2 separate regions of the Mus musculus genome follow, and region 2 is linked to region 1. Evidence: chromatin loops called from intact Hi-C (ENCODE). Cell type or tissue: heart. All regions are shown on one strand.

What was found. Peaks named below come from ENCODE experiments on the same cell type or tissue, not always from the same donor. Only the 100,000 strongest peaks of a DNase experiment are listed, where the experiment ranks them.
Region 2: it touches region 1 in a loop (2.3-fold over the local background); 4 of 42 quality-filtered maps call a loop at or near these places.

The regions. Positions count from the first base shown.
Region 1 is chr9:115,258,614-115,266,613 of GRCm38, reverse strand. It overlaps Stt3b (STT3, subunit of the oligosaccharyltransferase complex, homolog B (S. cerevisiae)), which reads left to right. Exons shown (of 16, transcript NM_024222.3): 5 at 421-520. Among named protein-coding and RNA genes, the nearest start is that of Stt3b, 48 kb to the left of the region's middle. In heart, a CTCF peak has its summit at 4,821 (motif pointing right); no DNase peak of the experiment used is centred here.
Region 2 is chr9:114,910,311-114,918,310 of GRCm38, reverse strand. It overlaps Gpd1l (glycerol-3-phosphate dehydrogenase 1-like), which reads left to right. Exons shown (of 8, transcript NM_175380.5): 3 at 1,190-1,330; 4 at 3,847-3,985; 5 at 7,323-7,435. Among named protein-coding and RNA genes, the nearest start is that of Gpd1l, 20 kb to the left of the region's middle. In heart, a CTCF peak has its summit at 4,915 (motif pointing left); a DNase peak (open chromatin) is centred at 4,830; H3K27ac peaks cover 721 bases.

The DNA.
Region 1 (8,000 bases):
CACAGTGTGGCCAGGGGATGTGAGTGCCCCTTTAGCTGAGTCACTGACCAGAGTCAGAATCCCTCCTCCTTAAGCTAAGTGAACCTTCTTTCAGTAAATAGATCATCATAAATAGATGGAATACACGCTTGTTGTTTTTGTCTAAAAATTTATTGCTTATATTCATTTCCAGGACAGCCTATTTCTTCTAGTTCAGTTATGTGATGTTCTTAGTCTTCCTGTTAAATCAAATCTAACTTGAGCTATTCTCCATTGAGTTTAGAAAAGCTTACTAGCTTTATGGGATCATCAGTAAAACAGTCCCCCCAAATCCTAGCATTGTATTTTTTCTCATATTTAGGTTGTCATGACAAATGAGACACACTTGTTTTAGGAAGTGAGAAGTAGGAGCCATGAGTCTGAGCCTCTCTTTTCCCACAGGTCTCTGCGTGGGGAGGTTATGTGTTCATCATCAACCTCATCCCTCTCCATGTGTTTGTGTTGCTGCTGATGCAGAGGTACAGCAAGAGAGTCTACATAGGTAAGTGGCTCTGCCTCTAAACCGCGCTCTTAGTAAACAACTTTGTTTGCTCAGTAATTGCCCATGAAAAGGCAGTACATTTTTTATGTTTAACTTGCCTTGTGTTGATTACATGACACCCTGTCACAAATAAGCAAAAAACAAACAAAAAACAAAAACAAAACAAAAAACAAACAGTGGGTGGGGGCAGGGAGATTGCCCCAAAACAAGCCTCATGTGTTTGTTCACATGCAGTAACATGTAAAAATAGTTAATTTGTGTGACTGGTTCTGCATTACCTGTGCCTGAATTTATCAATGAGCTGGCCTGGTCCAAGGTCTTGGGGGAGGAGTCAGTGGGTAGAAGCATTATGTAGTAGAACATTCCTTACAGGGATGTGGTTATTAATGAAACTGCAGAGGAGCAGAGATGTGAAACCTGTACTGTTTTATCACAAGAATTTCACTTACGTTAATGAGAGCTTGGATATAAAATGTCAAAGTTAAACATGGTGTAGGATTTGTTTCTCTCAGTGAGAGACACGTCAGCTAAAACTTTACAGAGTGACTTAAAATAATTATTTCTTGGGGCTGGAGAGAGATAGCTTAGCAGTTAACAGCACTGACTGCTCTTCCAGCGGAAGGACCCAGGTTCAATTCCCAGCACACACATGGCAGCTCACAACTGTCTGTAACTCCAAGAACTGACACTCTCACACAAACATACATGCAGACAAAACACCAATGCACATAAAATAAATACTTTTTAGAATTAAAAAAAAATGTTTCTGTACTACAGTTTTTATTTGCTTTTGAAATTTACACTGGTTATTTGAGGTGAGGCGATTTGTTCTGTAGGTAACAGGACTTTGGTAAAGCTTATTAATTAGAAGCCAAGTATGGTTGTACATGTTTGTAGTCTCAGTTCTAAGAGGTAAGAGGGTAGCAAGTTCAAAGCCAGCCTTAAATGTGTAAGAAAGTTTTGCTAATTTAAAAATAGCTTATATTAAACACCTCATATTAATAGCAGTAATTACCCTAAATTTGTGTGGTAGGCAGAGGGCAGACACAACATAGATAGTGGTCAAGGGTTCTCATAACAGCTTTGAATTTTCTTATGTAACATGTTTGTAATACTTATTCTGACACTCCTACTTTGATTGTCTAATAGGGTTTTTATTACCATATACTATTTGGAATAATACTTTAATATTTGTAGCACAATTTCCTGATTACATTTGCTTAAATTATTTAATTACTATCATACGTAGTTTTGGTGGATTTGATCCAAACTATTGGAATTAATAAAAAGATGTATGATTTTATATTTGTGACAGGTAAAGATTTACCAAGATAGGAGATTGCTCTTGCATCCTATAAACTAGATACATTATTTTGCATGATTGGGTTACTTATAAAAGCATAAAGTAGTTTCCATGCTAGATTGATCCTTTTAGAGACGATGATCTGTTTTGAGTTTTACCTTCAGGCTGTATGAACCGGGCCGACGGCAGTGCTGAAAGGCATTTGTCTTGGCCTCTCTCTTGCTTGCAGGTCTTTGTGTTGGTTACAGTAAATGCTTTCTAGGGGAGCAAGGAGCACTCACTCCCTGAACGGAGGTCTAGCAGCATCTTTCTGTCTTAAGACTAAAAATAGTAGAGCCAGGGCCTTTCTTACTATGACTCAACAGGAATCTTTGATCAAAAGCCTTCTTCAATTAATACAGACAGAGATTTTTTCCATACCTACAAACAAAAGTGGAATATGGCTTTGGTGCTGTCATAGGTGAGCCCAGTCTTAGAATCGTCCCTGTCAACTTGTTCAGGAGCACTTCTGTGTAGAAGTTAGGAGACTACATGAGATGCTTAGGTCTGTCTAAAAGCCTGCTCACTTAAAATCTAATACTTGGGAGGCTGGGGCAAGGGGATACCCAGAGTTTGATGTCAACCTTGATCACAGTGAATTTCAGGCTAGCCTGGGGTAAAGAATTGCGACCTTCCCTAAACGAATAGGAAAGTCCTAAATTATTTTTAGTGGAATAAATTTGCAATTTTGTTTAAATTCTTTTAAATCTGTTTTATTTGTAAATTAATGTTTGCTAATATTTGTCTGTTGTACTTTTTGACACATACTAGGTAGGTACAGTTCCTGCATAGTTGCAGGAGTGATTGAGTCACAGTATCTCATTTTTTAAAAGCAGAATTAGCCAGGAAGGGCTACCTTTAATCCCAACAATCTAGAGGCAGAAACAGGCGGATCTCTGGGCTGAGGCTTGCCAGGGCTACATAGTGAGACTATCATCTCAGGTGGAAAGGGGAGTTGGGTTTCCTGAGTTCTCCCTTATGTGTTCACACTCCTGTGTGCTCTTTTTTTTTTTTTTTTAAAAGATTTATTTATTATTATATGTAAGTACACTGTAGCTGTCTTCAGACACACCAGAAGAGGGAGTCAGATCTTGTTACGGATGGTTGTGAGCCACCATGTGGTTGCTGGGATTTGAACTCTGGACCTTCGGAAGAGCAGTCGGGTGCTCTTACCCACTGAGACATCTCACCAGCCCCCTCCTGTGTGCTCTTACTCTCCTGTGTTCTGATGCTGTCTCACTAGCATTTGTCAGAACTGATGAATTGCTTCTGTAAGACAGAAGTAGAATTTGAAACTTATTTTTATATTGCACATACCTATTTTGTTTTGACTGCATGTATGTGTGCACCACGTGCATGCATGCCTTTGTGCCTGCTGAGGTCAGAAGAGGGCATCCGATCCCCTGGAACCCCAGTTGTAAGCCATCATGTGGGTGTTAGGAATTGAACCCAGGTCATCTGGAAGATCCAAGCCAACTGACTGGATCTTAACTGCTGATCCAGCCCAGAACTAGAGCTTTAAATCTGGGTGCATTTCCTCTAGGTTCTCATCCTCCAGATTCTCACCCTTAGTCTCCTACTGGCTAGTAGCAGAAGGTTCCTTCCTTCCTTCCTTCCTTCCTTCCTTCCTTCCTTCCTTCCTTCCTTCCTTCCTTCCTTCCTTCCTTCCTTTCTTTCTCTTTTGTTTGTTTCTTTGTTTGTTTCTTTGTCTGTTTGTTTTTTTGCTCCTTTGTCTGTTTGTTTTTTTGTTTTTCGAGACAGGGTTTCTCTGTATAGCCCTGGCTGTCCTGGAACTCACTTTGTAGACCAGGCTGGCCTCAAACTCACAAATCCGCCTGCCTCTGCCTCCCGAGTGCTGGGACTAAAGGCATGCACCACCACTGCCCAGCAATACTCTGTTTCCATTGGAAAGTGTGATAATCTTGCTCGAGTAGTTTGAGGAAGTCATATCTTCCTGCCTTTACAAATGTGGACCTTGTAAAATGTCTGTGTCAGTGACATGCTCTACCTGGTGGCTATGAGCAGTGTCCCTGGGAAGAAGAGTGTATACCTGTGCCTGTGCGCACACCCAGCTGTCCTGCTAGTCGGAAGAGCCTATTTCCTGCCTGTTGCTCTTGCTGCTCTCCCCAGGCTTTACCCGTTTACCAAAACTCTCGGTAGCCAGAGTGCTCACAAAGTAGCAAGGTGGCTTTACTAAGTAAACTTTTCAACCTTCTTACAAACTTTAATATTGTTTGATAGCAGTCAGGTGGAACTGATTGGATTGTAAGGTCTTTCTCCTCTGTATCTTGTCTAACAGAAGAGGGATATTTTGTTAGCTGTTCCTATTTGACACTGACCGAGAGATGAAGTAACTTACAAGGGCTGGTGGGCCCTATGGTGGGTTAATGTAGGTGGATTTGTGTGTTCACAGACCCTTCTCTTAAGTTTGCAGAAAGAAGAGTAGTAGTAGCTTAAAACTCCAGAGACGTGGGCAGAGGAAAAGGTGACAGGCACTGTGTGAGGCCCTGACTGGAACACATTTGAAGCAGCCATGGTAGCTCCATAATTCAATCACTAGGGTATGCAACAGCCAAGAAAGACCTGTCTCAAGGAGGAAGGGAGACCTCTAGGTTGTCCTCTGACCTCCACATCATGCCCTGACACTCCAGAATAAAAGATGGCCCAGAGAGTGCTGCCGAGTTGTAATGGCTTCTCAGGGAGGTGTGGAAGTGAGCGCAGCACTCTTATCAACCTACGGTTTCAGTGGACCTGGAGCCCAGTGTGGCATTGGCCACAGGTTCACTAGCTGCCATGCCACTGCCACTCAATATTCTGAGGAAAAACAAGATTAGGATTTCTATCGATTTCTCTCTAAACAGAGTAAAACTAAATTGTACATGTGAATAAGTCCAGTTGTTTTAGGGGGCATTTTTCTAACCAGGAGCATAGTTTGCAGCAGTGAATGCCAGGAACTGTGTTTCCACAGGATGGCAGTGTGGTAGCACTTTTATGATGTAATGAGTGATTTACGGTATCGTTGGGTTGTGCTCTTTCTTAGAGCTCACTTCTTTGATGGAATAGTGTAAGAGTCGAGAAATAGGTTAGTGTGGCTGCGTAGAAAGTTGGGCTGGCTGGGGTTGTGGTTTGGTAATGGCTCCTAGTGGAGTTTGAGGAAGGAGCGGTGCTGCGGGTGTACTGCTGAGGTCCTGTGAGGATGGTGTGTGCCTTTTATGCTGCTGCTCCTGCCTCTGCTTGGAGAAGCCTCCTCCTCCCGCTGTCACGGTGTAGCCAGACATGCTGTGCTCTCCCTGCTCCTCAGACGGACTTAGAGGCCAGCTTGGATTGCTCTTACCAGGATTCTCTGTTTTGAAAATGTCCCGATTGTCATAGATATAAGGTCTTTCTGAAAGTACACTATTTGGTACTGTCATATAATCTGGAGGGAAAAGTACTTTATTTTTACAGTGGATAGAGGTGTTTCTTCTTCATCTTCAGGTCTTTCTACTCATGTGAATCTAATTTTCCACTTTTTATGTTTTAAGTTTTTTAAAGTTTGTGAGATTTAAATTAGATATTGAGTTATGTGTGCTATTTTATAAATTTAGGAAGCACAGTATCTTACGTGAGGTAAATGTGACTGTGGAGCTTGGCTAGCAGTCACAATCTTGATTTGGTACAAGTGGTTTCCTGTGTATTGAAGGGCTCTGTGAGTCGGATATGTATTTCTCCTGTGTAAACACTTGACAGCATCCAGTGATCCACAGCTATCAATCAGCTCAGGCTACTGTGGGTCCAGCTCCTTTACACAGAACTCTGGGTCCGTGCAGGGTCCTGCAGAGTGGCTTCACTGGCTCAGGTGAAAGGAGGAGGCTGGTGCACAGGCCTTTCCAGCTGTCATGTCCGTTTCTGTTACTTTGTTTGACATAAGCCAAGCAATAAGAACTTACCCTTTCCTTGAATTCATTTTTGACACTCTTCCTATTAACGTGGCCTCTAGTGCTTTGTTCCCATAGAGACTTGTTATTGGTTGCTTTGATATTTCGTGTCCTGAAGAGTACCTAGAGCCTTAGGCACTCTAGACAAGCGCCTCACTGCTGAGCCACTCCCCAGCCCTGGTATTGCTTCTCCTTACCGATGATAAGAACTCATGTCTGAAGTCCGTGGGAAGCAGCCGTGTGGTGGATGAAGTTGGGGTGTTTTCTCTGGGGTGGTCACATGCTTGTTCGTTGTAAGGTAGTTTTTTTTGTTTGTTTGTTTTTTGTTTTTTTAAGATTTATTTATTTATTATATGTAAGTACACTGTAGCTGTCTTCAGACACACCAGAAGAGGGAGTCAGATCTCATTACAGATGGTTGTGAGCCACCATGTGGTTACTGGGATTTGAACTCTGGACCTTCAGAAGAGCAGTCGGGTGCTCTTACCCACTGAGCCATTTCACCAGCCCCGTAAGGTAGTTTTACTGCCTCATTTTCTCCTTGGCTTTTTAAAAAGGGGAATAGTTTATTGTTTTTAAATTGAGTTTGTATTGTCTATTATATTCAGCCCAAATCCTGTGAGTGCTGCTGAGTTCCGTGTTTATTTCTTGGAGGCAGCCCCAGCCTGAGGTGATTTTGCAGTGTTTGGTGTGTGCAGGCCTCACTGAGGAAAAACTGCACTCTTCACAGTCTTTGCTAGTAGTGTCTCTGTGTTCCTGGCTGGGGGTGGGTTTCTGAGTTCCACACTGTAAGATGCATAGTGAGCACAGTGGGTTTGCGGCTCTGATGTGGGGAGGAGGCCGCAGACCCCACCCAGCTCTCGCTCTGTGCTAATGGAACTGAAGAATTTGATTTTGTATATTTGGGGATCACATGGTAACCTTGTCCTCCCTCCCTCCCTCCCTCTGCTCCCCCCCCCCCAATTCTGCTTCTGACTCTTATCAGGGCTTCAACACAGATTAATTAATAAAAGAAACTTACTAGAAGGCCCCTTGACCACATAAGCAGATTAAAAATTGTGATAACTTGGATTTTATTTGAATATTTCACAAAGGGGCATACCACTGCGGCATCAGTGCGTCTGCAGAGTTCACTTTGAGTGGCTGGCAGAACTGTGGCCTTCATTAGTTCTGAGTTTTTGAAAACTCTCCCCACAAGCTCTGGCCCTTTCTATTGTATGTATGAGCTTATCTTCCCAACACAGTAGTTATAACTTAGCAGACAGTTTGGGAAGCAGTGTAGCATTTGAACTAATGGTTCACAATTTCCCTTCTAAAAATTAGTTTCTTTTAAAAGCAGATAAATACAACTCTAAAGGCAAGGAGGAGGGAAGCATATGCTCTGTGCTGTGTTGTGACGAGTATAGCAGGCAGAGAACACACAGTAGCATCTTCTATTTCGAAGGTATCCTAGACTTCCCTTTTTATAGTGACTTATTTACCCAAAACTGAACATCAAGTACATTTATGAAAATGATGTATATAAATTTTATGAATAGAATACTATTTCCACATCAGCTTATTTTAGATAAACCTTTTCTCTTCTGATAAAATTTTAGTTTCAGTCACTCCTAATACTTTCTCTCTTGTCAGATGACCTAATCTTGATCTGTAGCCATGAGTGGAAAACCAGTCTTTGACACAGATTGCCACTGCGCTACAGCAGCGGTGTGCTCTAGGATCGGTGTGAGCTAGGAGGGTACTATGGAGAGCAAACAGTCTTTCTGTTAGACTGACTTCCGTGACTGGCAGGTTCTTTTCCTTTTTAAACACTTCAGCTTCTACCTGAGAAGTCTTAGGAAACTGCATAGAAGGCACAAAATACTCCGAGCTTCTGAGACTAGTGGGCACACATGATTGGTGGCAGGTGTTTGTGAGGCCATGAATATTTTGGATTAATAACACAGCAATGGTAGTTACTTAATGCAAGTGCAGTTGCAGAATTTCTTGGCTCTTATCAATGATTACTAATGGTGACGTTTTAGAAATGTGATTCCATTTATTTGCTCGAAAGGTAGCACGAGTCTCTGAAATTGTGAGTGAGGTCTACAAACAATACTTTTAAAAATAGATAGAATATTTATGGTCTATAATGCAACTAACATTCATATATCAAATCCACTTCAAGATTCTATTGTTCTGTTAACTTTTCTAAAAAGATTTTTAAATATATTTATGTGTT
Region 2 (8,000 bases), 350 kb after region 1:
ATGATCCAACTCCTGATCTTCCTTCCCCCATCTCCCCAGCCAACCACCCCAGGTTTATGGTTCTGGGGCTGTAACTCAGGGCTTCCTGAATCCTGAAAAGGCTCCCTTCCAACCGAGCCCCGTTCCCTGTTCCCAGCCTAGCATTGCTATGTCTGTCTGTCAGTGAGGCTGAGACTGCAGAGTCTAAGTCCTACTTTGCATGGATCCTAAACCATTGCATGCCTGACCCTGCCTGGGGCCCCCACTCAGGGACCTTCTGTGACAGTGGCCACTGTTGCTGAGTGCCACGTTCTCAAAGCTGGCATGGCAGGTCTGAGTGTGTGATGTTCATGGACCTGAACGGAGAGGACAGCAGTTGTGTCCTGTCCTTACAAGAGTGGTGGCCAATCTGGCTTCATTGCTCTTCCTTGGAGCTCAGCCAGGTGGAGTGAGGCTCTTCTGCTGTGGCGCTCTGACTTCAGTGGCCCCAGTGTGACACGGGAGCCACTGATCACAGCTCCCTCGGGATTAGTCTCATTGTCTCTCTCACCCTTGTCTATTGAGCTCTGCCAGGTTTTTAGAAAACACTGGTCTCGTTAAATCTGCATATCTACACTTGAGTGGGTTTGGTTTTAGCCCTCTGAGACAGTCTTATGTAGCAGGGGCTGGCCTCAAACTTGCTATGTGGCCAAAGATAACCTTGGACCCCCAATCCTTCTATCTTACTTAGCATCTTGGAATCCAGGGTGAAAGAGAGGCTGAGGCAGGAGGATAGTGAGTTTGAGGCCATCATGGGCTACATGGTGACTTCCAGGACAGCCTGGGCAGTAAAGGGCAAGCAACCCTATCTCAATAAGAACAGTAGTGGAGCAGGTAAGATGTTCAGTGGCTGACGGCATCTGCACACAAGCTTGATTACCTGAGTTTGCTCCCGAGGTCGGACAGAGAGGAGAGAGCCAAGCTGCCCTCTGACGTCCACATGCATGCATGTTTACACACACACACACACACACACACACACACACACACACCAGTCAATAAAACTAAGGCATAATTTAAAAATTTTAGCAAAAATTAAGGACACATCAGGGTCCTTCTAGAAAGAGTGGGGGTGGAGATGGCGGTACCTCATGGCAGCATGTATTGTGAAGGGGCGAGGGTACGGACTGATGGAATTTCTGCAGGTGTTGTCTGTCTCCCCACTTTGCAGGTCGCTGTCCCAAACCTCAGCGAAGCCGTGCAGGACGCGGACCTGCTGGTGTTCGTCATCCCTCACCAGTTCATCCACAAGATCTGCGATGAGATCACGGGCAGGGTGCCCGAGAAGGCCCTGGGGATCACCCTCATCAAGGTAGGTAGGCGCGCAGAGCGGAGGACTAGGCGGGTCCTGGGACCTGGTTCCTCCTGAGTTCATGTCCTCTTTCCTTTATTTGAAGTATATCGGGCATCTTTCTCACCAGCCATGACTAAACACATGACAGGAAGCAACATCAGTGGAGAGAGGTTGATTTTGGCTCACTGTTTGAGGCAAGATGGCCCATTATGGCCAGGGAGACCAGGCAGGCCTGGCTGAGGGCAGCTGCCAGCTCACAGACCACGAGGCCGAGACTGTGGAACGTGGCATCAGCTGGCTTGCCGAGTTTTCATTGTTTCGTTTTGTGCTGTGATGGATGCTGGCGCTCATTACCTTGTGCCTGCCCGGCGAGCACTCAGCACTGAGCGATATCTCTCCCCGGCCTCTTTAATTTCTTATTCAGCCTGGGACTCTGGCCCAGGAGATGGTGCCACCATTTTCAGGACAGCTGTTTCTCTCTTAGTTTATCTCCAACATTCAGGTGGCACCACAGGTGGGAAAGTTGCGGTGTTTTGGGGGATTTTTTGTTTTGGTTTTGGGTGGTTTTTTTTTTTTTGGTTTTTTGAGACAGGGTTTCTCTGTATAGCCCTGGCTGTCCTGGAACTCACTCTGTAAGACCAGGTTGGCCTCCAACTCAGAAATCCGCCTGCCTCTGCCTCCCAAGTGCTGGGATTAAAGGCGTGTGCCACCACGCCCGGTGGTTGCAGTGTTTTTACTCATTTTCATCTCCAGCTGAAAGGTTTCTTCCCTTCAGTTAATTGATTTTCTAGGTACTCTTATAGGTACATGGTTTCTTCATCTAGACTTCCAAAATCAAACCCACAAACTTTACCGCACAGCTAGTGGTGGGGTCTGTCATAATAATGGATTCTGAACTTTTCATTTTGGAAGTCCTTGCGTCAGGGAACAGAGAAGAGTCAACACACATGTGTCCGTGTATGCGAGTTTCTAACCTAGTTATGCAGCGCCGAGCCAAACCGTGTAGATGAACATTGCGGTGCTGTTCATCATCAGCTTTCGAAGATGGGCACACTAGTGTCACGTTATGGTGGGACAGTTACATGTGATAAAATGATCAAGAATCGAGGGGTGGACTGGAGAGGTGGCTCAGTGGTTAAGGGCACTCATTGCTCTTGCCGAGGGCTAAAGTTTTCTTCCTAGCACCCACCAGGAGGTGCCTGTCTTTAATCCCAATTCCAGGGAAACCTGATGCCCACCCCCGCCCAACACACACACCATCTTACCCAAAGCAAGTTGCTTCATTCTGTCCTCTGTGCTTAATAGAAAGTTTCACTCTGTAGCCCAGGCTGACTTCCAACTTTCTATGTGGCCAAGGCTGGCCCTGGACTCCATGCAGTCCTCCTGGATTACAGCCTTCTTGGGAACTGCACACACGTGGTAGACAGTCATGCTCACAGGCAAAACACTTAAAAATGAATAAGAGAAAATTGTGTGAGGCGATGAAGACATTCAGGATGGCTGTTCTGTCAGCTGGGAGGAGGGTAAGGAGAAAAAGAGGAACATGGAGAGAGGCCCCCCCACCCACCCACACACACACACAGCATCTCCACCTCACAGAAGCCACGTACTATTCACTGTCGATAATGGACGTAACTAAACTGGGGCTGTCCTTGGTGCCTGAAGCTGACTTTGGGGTTAGCATATGACAGCAATTGTGACCTCCCCAATATCCCAGAATCTGCTCCTTATCAGTGGGAGCCGCCAGAGCCCTGGCAGGTGCCACGGGTCTGTGTGCTCTCAGGGCCTTCCAGGCCAGAGCTCCCATTCTGCAAAGCAACCTTAACAGTGTTGAGGGGAGAGGTCTCCTCAAACACCATGGCCAGCCAAGTGTCAAGAGATAAGAGGGCAGTCTGGAGTAGGATTCAGTGGTGGTTTATTTTAGGCATATTTAAGCACAGCAGGATTGGATGAAAAAACTTCCTGGTGATAATGAACTCAATCGCATGTGTACAACAAAACATAAGACTTGACGTCAAAACTTTGTAAAACACATGTGACATCGCCCATAAAGATGGATTCTATAGATTGATTGAGAAAAGCAAGCTCCTGGTAAGGGTGTGGTAGAGGACCTGGGGTCAAAGGTCACCAGGCTACTAACCACATCTCTTCCCAGCCATCTCAATGGAAAATAGGTTATGTGTCTCTCCCTTTGAGATATCCCTGTGCGTTTAATATTCCTGGTACCCTAGTGCTTATCAGCGAACACAGACACTTCTGTGCCCACCCCTCCAACACACACACCATCTTACCCAAAGCAAGTTGCTTCATTCTGTCCTCTGTGCTTGATAGAAAGTTTCACTCTGTAGCCCAGGCTGACTTCCAACTTTCTATGTGGCCAAGGCTGGTCCTGGACTCCATGCAGTCCTCCTGGATTACAGGTACGGTGGAATCACAGGCGTGAGTCCCCACGTCCAACTATGATTACTTACAGAACAACTGCCTTTTACCTAATTGATTTGCAAGCCTCCCCTGACTCATCTGAACCCCTCTAGGGCATAGATGAGGGCCCCGACGGGCTGAAGCTAATCTCCGACATCATCCGAGAGAAGATGGGGATCGACATCAGTGTGCTGATGGGGGCCAACATCGCCAGTGAGGTCGCTGCGGAGAAGTTCTGCGAGACCACCATTGGTGAGCCTGCAGAGGGAGGGCCCCGGCCGTGCTGGGTGCTTAGGGAGAGCTGTTCCTGTCCCCACTTGGTTCTTCCCAGCTCTGGCTGGGGGCTCAGGGCCTCATATGCTGCACATGGCCTGCCTATAAATAAACTCAGGCCTGTAATCCTCCATGGGGCGCTGGGGAGATGGTTCAATAGATAAAGTGTCTGCTGCGTGAGGACATGAGTCCAGATCCCTAGAAAAAGCTGCCACAGCACTGGTTGCCTGTAATCCCAGAGCTGGGAGGTGGGAACTGGAGGATGCCAGCGGTTTGCTGGACAACTAGCCTCACCAGTCAGTGAGCTGCAGGTTCCATGAGAGACCCTGCTTCTGAAAACCACTGGAGGTGCAGGAGAGATGGCTCAGCACTTGTTCTTGTAGAAGAGCTTGGTTTAACTCTCAGCATCTATATGGAGGCTCAGAAATGCCTGTAACTTCGGTTCGAGGGGATCCAATGCCCTTTCCTGGCCTCCATGGGCACTAGGTATATACACATTTATAAATAAATAAAACATGTAAAAATAACAATATGGATATGAGTTACTGAGGAAGACACTTACTATTGACTTCTGGCCTCCGTGCCTTCAGAGACATCTGTATGTACATGGAGGGGCTATATACACTTAATGCAGCTGCCCCTAGAAGCCAGAGATGTAGGACACTTCTGGAGCTGGATTTAGTGGCAGGTTTAACATGGCTGACATGGCTCCTGGGAATTGAACTCAGTCCTCAAGTAAGTTCACTGAGCTACACCCCCACCTCCTGGTCTCTGGGTTGGTGACATTAAGGAACAGCTGCGGTTTTAACTGTAAAGTCGTAAGTCTCTGTCCCGAGTCCAGAATTCTCTGGAGGAGAAAATCAGGATAATTTAGAGCACCAGATGGCAATGCTGTCGTCAAGAATCTGCTGCCCCCTTGTGGTGAACACTCCTTTCGTGCTCCTGATTTGACAAAGCCAGTGATAGATAAGTCGTAGTGCTCTCTTAAGCGAAAATGATCCCATATTCATTCACAGAAGTCCTGCAAGGTCCACACACCTAGACAGCTAACATTGTTCCTGACGTTATGTGATCTGAAAAATCATATGGAGTGGGGATGGGTTGGCATCGATGACCACCTCCACACGCACAAGTGAGCACCTTGCACAGATAAGACACGCACATTCACACACTCTTCATGTGAACACACACAAGCACAACTAGCAAATGTCAGCTGACTTTGTAATTATGGGGCCCTAGCCCTGTCCCCACCAAGACTGTTTTCTTTCAGATCCTTCCTTACTTAACTTTGCAGCCAGCCTGAGAGGGCCGAGTGTTTTTTTCCTCAGGGGGAGCTGGAGGAGGTTAAATCAAAGATCTACAAACTTGGCTGCTATCCGAGTCACCTGGGGAGCCTCACAAACGAGCCACGCTGCTCCACTCCAGAGCTGTGATTTAATAGGTCTGAGCTGTGGCCTGGTTTCGAGTGTTTTTAAAGCTCCCGGGTGGTAGTGTGTGCGGGCAGTCATGGGAGCAGCTGGCCTCCCACCTGGAGGCAGGCAGAGCCTGGGGCCAGAGTCCCTTCTGGTGTCCTGAGAGTTGCTGCTGGCTTGAGGGCAGCATTTACCTAGAAAGCCTTAAAGTCCTGAGTTTAGAACCCAGGAAGGGTTCACCTAACCCACCTGCACCCCACCAGCCACAGATTTCATGGCAGGCATAATGGTTAAGGTTTTGCTTTGGTTTGTTTTTACTTTGTTGCTATTGTTGTGTTTGGTATTTCTTCCTCTTTTTCTTTTCTTTCTTTTTCTTTTTCTTTTCCTTTTTTGGTTTTTCAAGTCAGGGTTTCTCTGTGTAGCCTTGGCTGCCCTGGCTGTCTCTATAGGTCAGGCTGGCCTCAAACTCAGAAATCCACCTGCCTCTGCCTCCCAAGTGCTGGGATTAAAGGTGTGTGCCACCACCACTGCCTGGCATGTTTGGTATTTCTGAGAGCAGTTTCCTAGTGTAGCCCAGGATAACCTCATGGTGGCTTTTGTATCAGCTCCACAGATACTGTGGTCTCATGCAACATATCCATCATCAGGACTGATTCTTTGTGGTCTGGCTTATTTCAGTTTTTTGAGACAGGGTCTCACTATACAGATCAGGCTGGCCTCCATTTCATAGAGGTCCACCTGCCTCTGCCTCCAGATTGCTGGGATTAAAGGCGTGTCATCCTATCAGGCTGCTTCTACTGTTAAATCAAAGACGTCCAAAACACACAAAAAAGAATAAAAGGAGCTGAGTGCATGAAAGCCAAGGGGCATCCAATCCAGCAAGCTGCAGAGGGAGGGGGACCACACACATCTTCTTGACGGAATGCCCATCCTCCAACATTTGTGGACGGCACACTCTAAAACACATGGATCTTACATTCCATTTCGAGAAAACCTTTTCATTTTTGATAAATTTTAAATGCAGGGCTTAATTTTTTTTCAAAATCAGCTAATTAGTATTGTGAAGAGTTAGTGTTCGCAGCAAGCACACATGTTGAGGTCAGAACAACTCTCTGAAGAGCTGGTTTTCTTCCACCGTTCCATGGGCTCCATTTCTGTTATCTGAACTAAGGTTCACCCTTAAAAGAAATCACACCTTAAAAAGATTCCACAAGGCGATCGAACTCAGTGGAGACTTGGTGTTACAGATCCAATCATCTTGGTCTATCTTTAGCCCCCTTTCCAGCCGAGTGCTAGCCACCTGTGTGTCTGCTCTAACATCCTGGTAAAACCTTTTGAAATGTATCAACTTAACAGACACTGGTGTCTACCAACCCAAAAGCTAAGGACATCTCCAGGTGGCATTGGGAACCTGTAACAGAGCTTTCCCCACTGTTGTAAACCCTCTTGATGTTCCCAGCAGTGTATTGAAAAGAGCTTGGACTCTTGGCTATAACAGGCTGACGAGCCTATTGCCATGGTGGAGCATGGTATCTGGGGCAGCCTGAATCTGTGTTCCAGGTCATAGTCACTCACCGAAACTGTCATTCACTTAGACGTGAGAGCTGAGGTTGTGTGTCCATAGCTATGTGCCTTCTATCCCTGTGTGTGTGTGTGTGTGTGTGTGTGAAGCTCCCATGCTCTTCCGAAGGTCCTGAGTTAAAATCCCAGCAACCACATGGTGGCTCACAACCATCTATAATGAGATCTGACGCCCTCTTCTAGTGTGTCTGAAGACAGCTACAGTGTACTTACATATAATAATAAGTAAATCTAAAAAAAAAGAAAAAGTTATGCTCTAGACCTCTACCAGGTATAGAAGTGGGCACAGGGACATCACTAATCAATCGTCTGCTCTCCTACAGGCAGCAAAGTGATGCAGAACGGCCTTCTCTTCAAAGAGCTGCTGCAGACGCCCAACTTCAGAATCACTGTGGTAGACGATGCAGACACCGTGGAGCTTTGCGGTGCTCTTAAGGTATCCCACCCAGGGAAGGAGGTACTTAGGCTAGTGTTAGCTGTCTGACGTGGAGGTACTGAGGCTAGACCAGTGTCAGTAGTCTAACATGGGAGAGTTAACTGTTTTGACTGGCTGGTGTGTTGGTTCAGGTGTGTGTGTGTGTGTGTGCGCGCGTCAGAGACCCATCTCCAGTGTGTTCCTTGACTTCCACTTTGTTTGAGACAGGGTTTCTTTGCCGCTCACCCTCAGGTACACCAGGCTAGCCCATAGCCTTCTGTGATTCTTTTTCATCACCCCTCTCCTGCCGTGTCCAATCTGACCTGGGTTCTGGGTTTAATTCAGTCTTGCGTGACAGGTGCTTTCCCCCTGGGCCATCTCTGCAGCTGAGCTATACGCACTTGACATAGGCACCCGTGAAAAAGAGCAAGCCTTGCTCTTGGGTGCCTCGTTGCCCCTTCCGAGGCGGGGCCTCTGTCTCTTTTATTTATAAATATCAGTGAGCTGTGATCTTTTAAAATTGTGTTTAGATGCTTTTTATCTGTGTGCATGCTTTGCTTGCCATGTACATATGTGTGTCACATGC